Regions from separate parts of the Homo sapiens genome. Here region 1 is linked to region 2. Evidence: read pairs that join two places in POLR2A ChIA-PET (ENCODE). Cell type or tissue: PC-3. All regions are shown on one strand. Links, peaks and the distances in the headings refer to the core of each region. The heading gives the core; the rest is flanking DNA.

Region 1 (4,398 bases), core at 130-4,129, 200 kb before region 2:
AGGCCCAGGCTGGTTGGCTGATCCCTTGGCATTTTGGGAGGCCCAAGCTGGCGGATCCCTTGAGATCGACTGGAGCAACAAGAGGAAACCATCTCCACCAAAAGGAAAAAAAATAAAAGGGGGAAAGGTGATAAAGACATGAATTGGGCCGGGCGACGTGGCTCACGTCTGTAATCCCAGCACTTTGGGAGGCTGAGGTGGGTGGATCCTGAGGTCAGGAGTTCAAGACCTGCCTGACCAACATGGTGAAACCCCGTCTCTGCTAAAAATACAAAAAAAAAAAAAAAAAAAAAAAAAGCTGGGCGTGGTGGTGGGCACCTGTAATCCCAGCTACCTAGGAGGCTGAGGCAGGAGAATAGTTTGAACCCGGGAGGTGGAGGTTGCAGTGAGCTGAGATTGCACCACTGTATCCAGCCTGGGCAACAGAGCGAGACTCCATCTCAAAAAAGAAAAAAAGACATGAATTGACGCATCGTGAAAAAAACATTTCCCTTTACCTCTTTGACCAAGAGAAACTAAGTGAACTTTTCTTTTCTTTTTGAAACAGGGTCTCCTTCTGTCACCCAGGCTGGAGTGCAGTGGTGTACTCGGGTCACTAGAGCCTTGACTTCCTGGGGTCAAGGGATCCTCCCAGCTCAGCCTCCTGAGCAGCTAGGACTATCAACATGGCCATGATGTCCAGCTAAAATTTTTATATTATTTATTTATTTATTTATTTATTTAAAGGACAAGACAGTGGATAACATTTTTAAATTTAAAATCAACTATTTTTTTTTTTTTTTGTACAAACAGGTTTTCACTAAGTTGCCCAGGCTGGTGTTGAACTCCTGGGCTCAAGTGATCCTCCCACCTGGGCCTTCCAAAGGGCTGAGATTACAAGTGTGAGCCATTCTACCCAGTCTGAACTTTTCATTTAGCTTACCTTTTCTTTTTTTTTTTTTTTTTTTTTGAGACAGAGTCTCGCTGTCACCAAGGCTGGAGTACAGTGGCACAATCTTGGCTCACTGGAGGCTCTGCCCCCCGGGGTTCACGCCATTCTCCTGCCTCAGCCTCCCGCGTAGCTGGGACTACAGGGGCCCGCCACCTCGCCCGGCTAATTTTTTGTATTTTTAATAGAGACAGGGTTTCACCGTGTTAGCCAGGGTGGTCTCCATCTCCTGACCTCATGATCCGCCTGCCTTGGCCTCCCAAAGTGCTGGGATTACAGGCGTGAGCCACCGTGCCCGGCCAAAGCAACTACTTCATCTCCCCGTCGGGGAATCAGAATCCTGGAGCTTAAATGAGAAATTCCTAGATGCTCCATTCCTGATGTTCTTCTGTAAAATGAAGTTGGCCTTAAGTGCTTTAATTGCTTTTGGCTGATATCAGAGGTTTTCACTGGGTTATGTTTCTTTAAGGCAAGGACCATGCGTGGAGGGCCTTGAGCCCTGAGCACCTAAGCTTAGCACCTTAGAACGTGGCAGATGGGTGCTTATTAGATTTTTGTTGAAAAAATGCCTTCCAATTTTTTCATGTTTGATTTCATGGCTGTGCTGTAATTGCTCCCATGTTCTTAAACCCCTCTCATCCTCTTCATTCAGACAAACACAACCTGCTTTTCTGATGCTTACGCTTGGATGGGGTCCTTTCTCCAGCCTGTGGAGGCCTCTTTGTGTCACCAAATCATATTGTATATATATTTTTTATTTTTTAATTTTTATATATTTTTTGAGACAGAGTTTCACTCATCACCCAGGTTGGAGTACAGTGGCATGATCTCAGCTCACTGGAACCTCTGCCTCCAGGTTCAAGTGATTCTCCTGCCTTAGCCTCCCATGTAGCTGGGATTACAGGCATGCACCACCACACTTGGCTAATTTTTTGTTGTTGTTGTTGTTTTTCTTTTTGAGATGGAGTCTCACTCAGTCGCCCAGGCTGGAGTGCAGTGGTGTGATCTCAGCTCACTGCAACCTCTGCCTCCCGGGTTCAACAATTCTCCTGTCTCAGCCTCCCTAGTAGCTGGGACTACAGAAGCCTGCCACAACTCCCAGCTAACTTTTGTATTTTTAGTAGAGACAGGGTTTCACCATACTGGTCAGGCTGGTCTCAAACTCCTGACCTTAGGTGATCCATCTGCCTCAGCCTCCCAAAGTGCTGGGATTACAGGGGTGAGCCACCACACCTGGCCATATTGTATATTCTTTAAAACAACAACAAAAAAGCTCATTAGATTTTTCCCAGCTGAGTTCAACTCTTTGCCGTCTCCTATTTGTTTCTGACCACTCTACCAAAACCCACTTTAATCTAATAGCCAAGTGTTAAAGCTCCTCAGTTACTCAAAATCTACTTACTGGCAGATTGCAGGAGCCTTGGAGGAGGTAAGGTCTTGGCATTTTTTTAGTGAGTCTTGCCCTAGGTCCCTGGTTTCTAAATCTGGCCAGGTGTCATCATTGGAGGAACTAGTTAAACATCTGCATTCCTGGCACCATTCCAGCCTCGGTGACTCAGAATTTGGGGTGTGCTGCCCCCAGCCTCCAAAGAGTACAGCAGGAGCCTCAGGAATTTGAATTTTAACAAGTGTTCCAGGCAATTCTGATACCTGGGCAGATAGTCCAAACATTTAGTGTAAATTCCTTCCAGGGTCGGCAAAGGGACAAGGGAGAAGGATGAGTTCAAATTTTGGCAGAGATTGGGAGTGAGTCTGACTATCCGTCCATGTTGTCTATGTATTTTTACTCTTCTCTTTAGAGCCTACATTTTCCTCCCTGCCTTCCACGGTTGACTTGTAGACTGACTCTAAAGGACAAGGACTTGCTACTTCATTGGTATCAGAAGCAGGAATTTCTATGAAAATGAATAGACCTGAATTCTTTTATCTTACAATCCTGGAATTGTTAGGAATCTTAAAGGTCACTTAGTGATCTTATTTAGTGGGACACCTTAGATATCCAAAGGACAAGCAATGACATCAAGATTAGCAACTCACATAATTGTGGTGAGCCACCCAGGGCAGGCCTTCCCTGAGGCTTCCAGCCTGAAGTCTCCAGCACTGCGAGCGGAGAGATCAGAAAGTCAGGAGTAGGCCTACGCTGGGAGAGAAGCAGGGGGCTGCGCACAGGAAAATGAAGGGAGATCAGATGGTATATGGAGAGCAAAGAGGGAGTGGAAGAGGAATGTGGGTGAGAACAATCTTCCAGTGCACTCAAACACAAAGGAATTCACTTACTTACTCCCCAAACACCTGCGAATTATCTCCTTAGAACCTGATCTGATGCTAACCACAGGTCTTGCCCTCAAGGAGCTCTCAATCTAGTGGGATAGACAAATACCCATGACAATAGAGAGTGATAAGTCTAACAATAGAGGCAGACTCCAGGAGTAAGGTAAGAATATGTGCAAACACACCAGCCCCAAGGGTTTGTGGAGCCCTTAGAATTTATTTACAGTATTGGATATAACGGCAACATTAAAATATGCAAGCTAGCCAGGCACAGGTGGCTCATGCCTGTAATCCCAGCAGTTTGGGGTGCTGAGCCAGAAGGATCCTTTGAGCCCAAGAGTTTGAGATCAGCCTAAGTAACATAATGAGACCCTGTCTCTACAAAAACTAAAAAAATTAGCGTGGCATGGTGGCAAATCCACCTCAGGAGGTTTGAGGTGGGCCCAGAAATTTGAGGCTGCAATGAATTATGATCTATGATCAGGCCACTGCACTCCAGCCTGTGCAACAGAGTGAGACCCTGTCTCTAAAAAACAAAATAAATACAAAATAAATACAAAATAAAATACATGAGCTAAACAGAAAGACTATATCCAGTTGTTTTTAGAATCGTTTTAAACTTTTTTGTTTGTTTGTTTCAGCCAGAGTCTCTCCCTGTTGCTCAGGCTGGAGTATGGTGGCTCGATTCGACTCACCACAACCTCCGCCTCCCAGGTTCAAGTGATTCTCCTGCCTCAGCCACCCCAGTAGCTGGGATTACAAGTGCGTGCCACCATGCCCGGCTAATTTTTGTATTTTTAGTAGAGATGGGGTTTCATCATGTTGGCCAGGCTGGTCTCCAACTCCTGACCTCAAGTGATCCTCCAGCCTTGGCCTCCCAAATGGTGAGATTACAGGTGTGAGCCACTGTGCCTGGCCTATTTTAAACTTTTTAAATGTTAAATAGAGCATTGCTAGTAAAACAAACAAACAAAAAAAACAACAGCAACAACAACAAAAAACAGAAAATAATCAACTTTCTGGTAATATCTGAACTTGAACCAGATGTTATGAAGAAATGGCTATCGGCTGGGTGCGGTAGCTCATGACTGTAATCCCAACACTTTGGGAGGCTGAGGCGGGTGGATCACTTGAGGTCAGGAGTTTGAGACCAGCCTGGCCAACATGGTGAAACCCTGTCTCTACTAAAAATACAAAAA
Region 2 (4,398 bases), core at 153-4,152:
TGTGTGTGTGTGTGTGTGTGTGTGTGTATGTATATATACATTGCAGAGACAGGGTTTCGCTTTGTTGCCCAAGCTAGTTTTGAACCCCTGGCTTCAAGAGGTGTTCTGACTTCAGCCTTTCAAAATACTGGGATAACAGGTGTGAACCATTGTGCTCAGCCTATCTCCTATATACTTTAAATAATCTCCAGGTTACTTAACATACCTAATACAAATGCCTACATATCATTTCATTCATGTGGATTCAGTGTAGTACTTAGTGCATGGCAAATTCAAGTTTTGCTTTCTGGAACTTTGTGGAATAATCCCCCTTCTACCAAATACTTTCAGTCCATGGTTGTCTGAATCCATGGATGGGGAAACCATGGATAGAAGGGCTGACCGTAGTTCCCCTCCCACCTTACTTCAACACTTCTCTTTGATAAATAAAGACCAGCTTACATTTTTTTGCTGTGATTAATTTTTCCCTTTTTACTCTGATCCATGTTGCTTACTTATAAAATTATGTGATGGTAATGAAGATATTTCCCATTTCCACCTGTAACTCTTATGGAATTTAATATTGAAAGTTAGATAAAAATGTGAGGCACTTTAGGCTACTTAGCAGAAATGTGCATATTCTTGAGATCAAAAAAAGAAAGAAAGAAAAAGGACAATCATGGAGAAAAGTCAAAGAGTAAATATCTACCATTTTTTCCCAATCACATCATGTTTATAAATTTAAATGTGTCTAACAATGAACACACGATTTTAAGGAGATATATAAGAAATAGCTCTGATGAAGCCAAATAACACAGGCTTGTTATTGTTCCCGTCACCACAGTTTGAAAGGTGTGGCAGGAGAAAGCGAACAGAGAATCTCAAATGAAACACAATATTGATATTTGGCATGCTCAGATGATTTTCCACCCAAAGATATGAAATCACTTTACCCACAGTCATTACGCCTCCCCACCAGCCCTTGGTACCGCCGGGAGGTCAGTGGAGGTTGACTTTGGCATCTCCAGACTCCCCATGCTGTACCCCTTTGCCTTTGTGATGCCGCTCTCATGATTCCTCAAAGTCGGTTTAATGACCACCTGCCATAAAGCACTTGCCATTGACTTAAGAAAGCAGATTCCCAGGCTCCATGCTGATCTATTGAATCAGACTATCTGTGAGTAGAATGTAGCAATCTGCATTTTAAACAGATTTATGACCTGTACATTGAGCTTTGAAAACTACTGAGCTGGCTGGGCATGGTGGCTCATGCCTGTAATCCTAGCACTTTGGGAGGCTGAGGTGGGGTGGGGTTGCTTGAGTCCAGGAGATCAAGGCTGCAGTGAGCCATGATTGCACCACTGTACTGGCGACAGTACAGTGTCTGCCTGGGCAACAGAGCAAGACACTGTCTCAAAAACAAAACAAAACAGAAAACTCCTGACTTATAAAATATAAAGCTCCTTACTTATAAAATTATGTGATGGTAATGAAAATATTTCCCATTTCCACCTGTAACTCTTATGGAATTTAATGTTGAAAGTTAGATAAAAAATATGAGGTGCTTTGGGCTACTTAGCAGATAATAACAACCACTCCAGCCTCCCAGAGTTTTGTGTTTTTCTATCTGACAAATCCACTCTTTTGGAGTGTACAGAGCAGATGTGATTTAATGTAAGTGCTCACCAATGATATAACAAAAGCTTCTCTTTGTTTTTTCTATTAATTTAAAATTTTTTTTTTTATGCAGGGTCTCACTCCGTCACCCAGGCTGGAGTGTAGTGGTGCTATCATGGCTCACTGCAGCCTCCACGTCTGGGGCTCAAGCGATAGTCCCACCTCAGCCTCCTGAGTAGCTAGGACTACAGGCACGTGCCACCATGCCTGGCTAATTTCTTAAATATTTTGTAGAGACTAGGTCTCACTATGTTTCCCAGACTATTTTTGAACTTCTGAGCTCACGTGATTCTCCTGCCTTGGCCTCCCAAAGTGCTGTGATTATAGGCGTGCCTACCATACATATATATTTTATGATTAAAAAAAATTTTTTTTTGTAGAGATCTTTTGTAGGGGTCTTGCTATGTTGCCCAGGCTGGTCTCAAACTCCTGGTCTCAAGTGATCCTCCTACATTGGCCTCCCAAAGTGCTGGGATTACAGGTGTAAGCCACCATGCCTGGCCCAGAATATACTCTCTTTACTGGTGCTGTGATACCTGGTAAGCTCAAAGCAAACTCTGTTAATTGAGGACATCCCAAGTCTCATTTTTAAATATTTGAGCTCAAATATTTGAGCTTAATTTTGTTTATGTTTATTGTCTTTTGCCCTCCATTCAAATTAGCTTTCTTTTCAAATAATTTTATGGCAAAATTCTCTAATATGTCCATCTCAGTTTATAATTCTCTTGATTGTTGTACAAATTTTATGCCATAAAAGCATAGGCCTTTTCAATTTCTTTTTACCTTGTATAAAATATAAGTTTATTCAATAAAAAAGAAGCTCTATGAAAATATGCTCCAGAAAGGTAAGGCAGTCTAGAACACAATTACAAAATTTCACAATCAGATCTTGTATAAAAAATGGGGTAATCACTGAATATATTCATTTTCTCCTTGCTTTTGTAGGTATCAATTTCAATGCCTTCATATTCATAAGCTTTATTTCAATTTTGAAATTTGTGAAAAGCCTAAAAATTTGAAGATTTTTTGGTTCTTCACTGATTGACTGTTTTGTTTAAAGACTTTCTGCTGATTTCAAACAAAATACAACCAAAATTTAAAGGGTTCATTTACAATAAGCACAATACCATTGTAGAACACTTTGATTTACAAAGTAATATTTCAAGAAGATACTTCTAAACTCGTTTATGTCAGGCAGTAAAGAAATAATTTACTTCTATGCTGAAATACTTTTGATATTTAATTATTTAGTAGTCCAGTTACTTTCAGTAAATATGAAAATGTTTCCATTATGATCAGTATACTATTACACACTTTTGTATGCAATTTTGCTGCTCAAAAGAGTGACAGTAGTCTCTTTCTCTCTATTTTTTTTTTTTTTTTTTTGACGGAGTCTGGCTCTGTCAGGCTCTGTCACCCAGGCTGGAGGGCGGTGGCGTGATCTCGGCTCACTGGAGCCTCTGCTTCCCAGGTTCAAGTGATTCTCTTGCCTCAGTCTCCTGAGTAGCTGGGATTACAGGCGTGCACCACCATGCCCGGCTAATTTTTGTATTTTTAGTAGAGACAGGGTTTCACTATGTTGGCCAGGCTGGTCTTGAACTCCTGACCTCAAGTGATCCACTCGCCTCAGCCTCCCAAAGTGTTGGGATTACAGGCATGAGCCACCACGCCCAGCCATAGAACACACTTTTTAATCATGACACTATGCTCCACCAAAATTTGTTTCTGTATTATAATCACGAAAACAAATGATTTGATTTTTAATTTGAACTTTAACCGAATTTGCAATAATACTCACAATGATGTCAAGTATTTCATCCTTTACAGAATGACCCTCTAACAATGTCACTATATTCCATAGAATGAACTAAATAACTAAACCATTAATGGAATTAACTTTTTTTTTTTTTTTTGAGACAGAGTTTCCTTCTGTCACCCAGGCTAGAGTACATTGGCATGATCTCAGCTTACCGCAACCTCCACCTCCCTGGTTCAAGTGAATTTTGTGCCTCAGCTTCCTGAGTAGCTGGGGTTACAGGCATGCACCACCATGCCCAGCTAATTTTTTTTTAAATATTTTTAGTAGGGAAGTGGTTTCGCCATGTTGGTCAGGCTAGTCTAGAAATACCAGCTTCAAGCAATCCACCTGCCTTGGTCTCCCAAAGTGCTGGGATTATAGGCGTGAGCCACCACGCTCAGCCCTAACTTATTTGACTTTTTAATTTGGAGTATCTAATAGTACTGATATAAAACGAGCACCATTTTAATGTTTGCAAAACTCTTTTGCTAATGAAATCAACACATTATTAGTATCACTTCACTTTTCACAAATGTAAAAGAAAACTTGGAATGAAAATGGGCAAAATGTATTTATAAGAACATTTGATCAAAATGAAAAGTCGTGCCTCATAGAATGATATGCAAATGCATCTTCTGTAGCTACAGAGGTAAAATTGTTTTTGGGCATAGTCTTTTAAAACTCAGTATTTAACTCTTGCAATGGATGCTGATTTTTTTTTACTTATGTGTCTTCTGTTTTGGGCCCCCATGATAGACGTTAATGACAACAAACCTTTTGTGAAATTTGCATTCTGTGTTAATGTCAACAAACATTCTTCACTAAGTGTTTTCTGAGAAATGAAAATTCAGAACTTAATTTTTCATTGAACATGGCATTTTCATTATTTAGTTCATTGTTACCAAAAGAGTTTATTGAAAATTAGAAAGGGCTGTATCAAACAA

The links. ChIA-PET counts read pairs that join two places held together with the same protein. Peaks named below come from ENCODE experiments on the same cell type or tissue, not always from the same donor. Only the 100,000 strongest peaks of a DNase experiment are listed, where the experiment ranks them.
Region 1: POLR2A ChIA-PET joins it to region 2 with 5 read pairs; 2 of 35 experiments call an interaction of 5 or more read pairs at or near these places.

The regions. Positions count from the first base shown.
Region 1 is chr13:73,093,914-73,098,311 of GRCh38, forward strand. No RefSeq gene overlaps it. Among named protein-coding and RNA genes, the nearest start is that of KLF5, 37 kb to the left of the region's middle. In PC-3, for the core only: no CTCF peak of the experiment used is centred there; a DNase peak (open chromatin) is centred at 2,468; H3K27ac peaks cover 1,068 bases.
Region 2 is chr13:73,293,018-73,297,415 of GRCh38, forward strand. No RefSeq gene overlaps it. Among named protein-coding and RNA genes, the nearest start is that of KLF5, 240 kb to the left of the region's middle. In PC-3, for the core only: no CTCF peak of the experiment used is centred there; no DNase peak of the experiment used is centred there.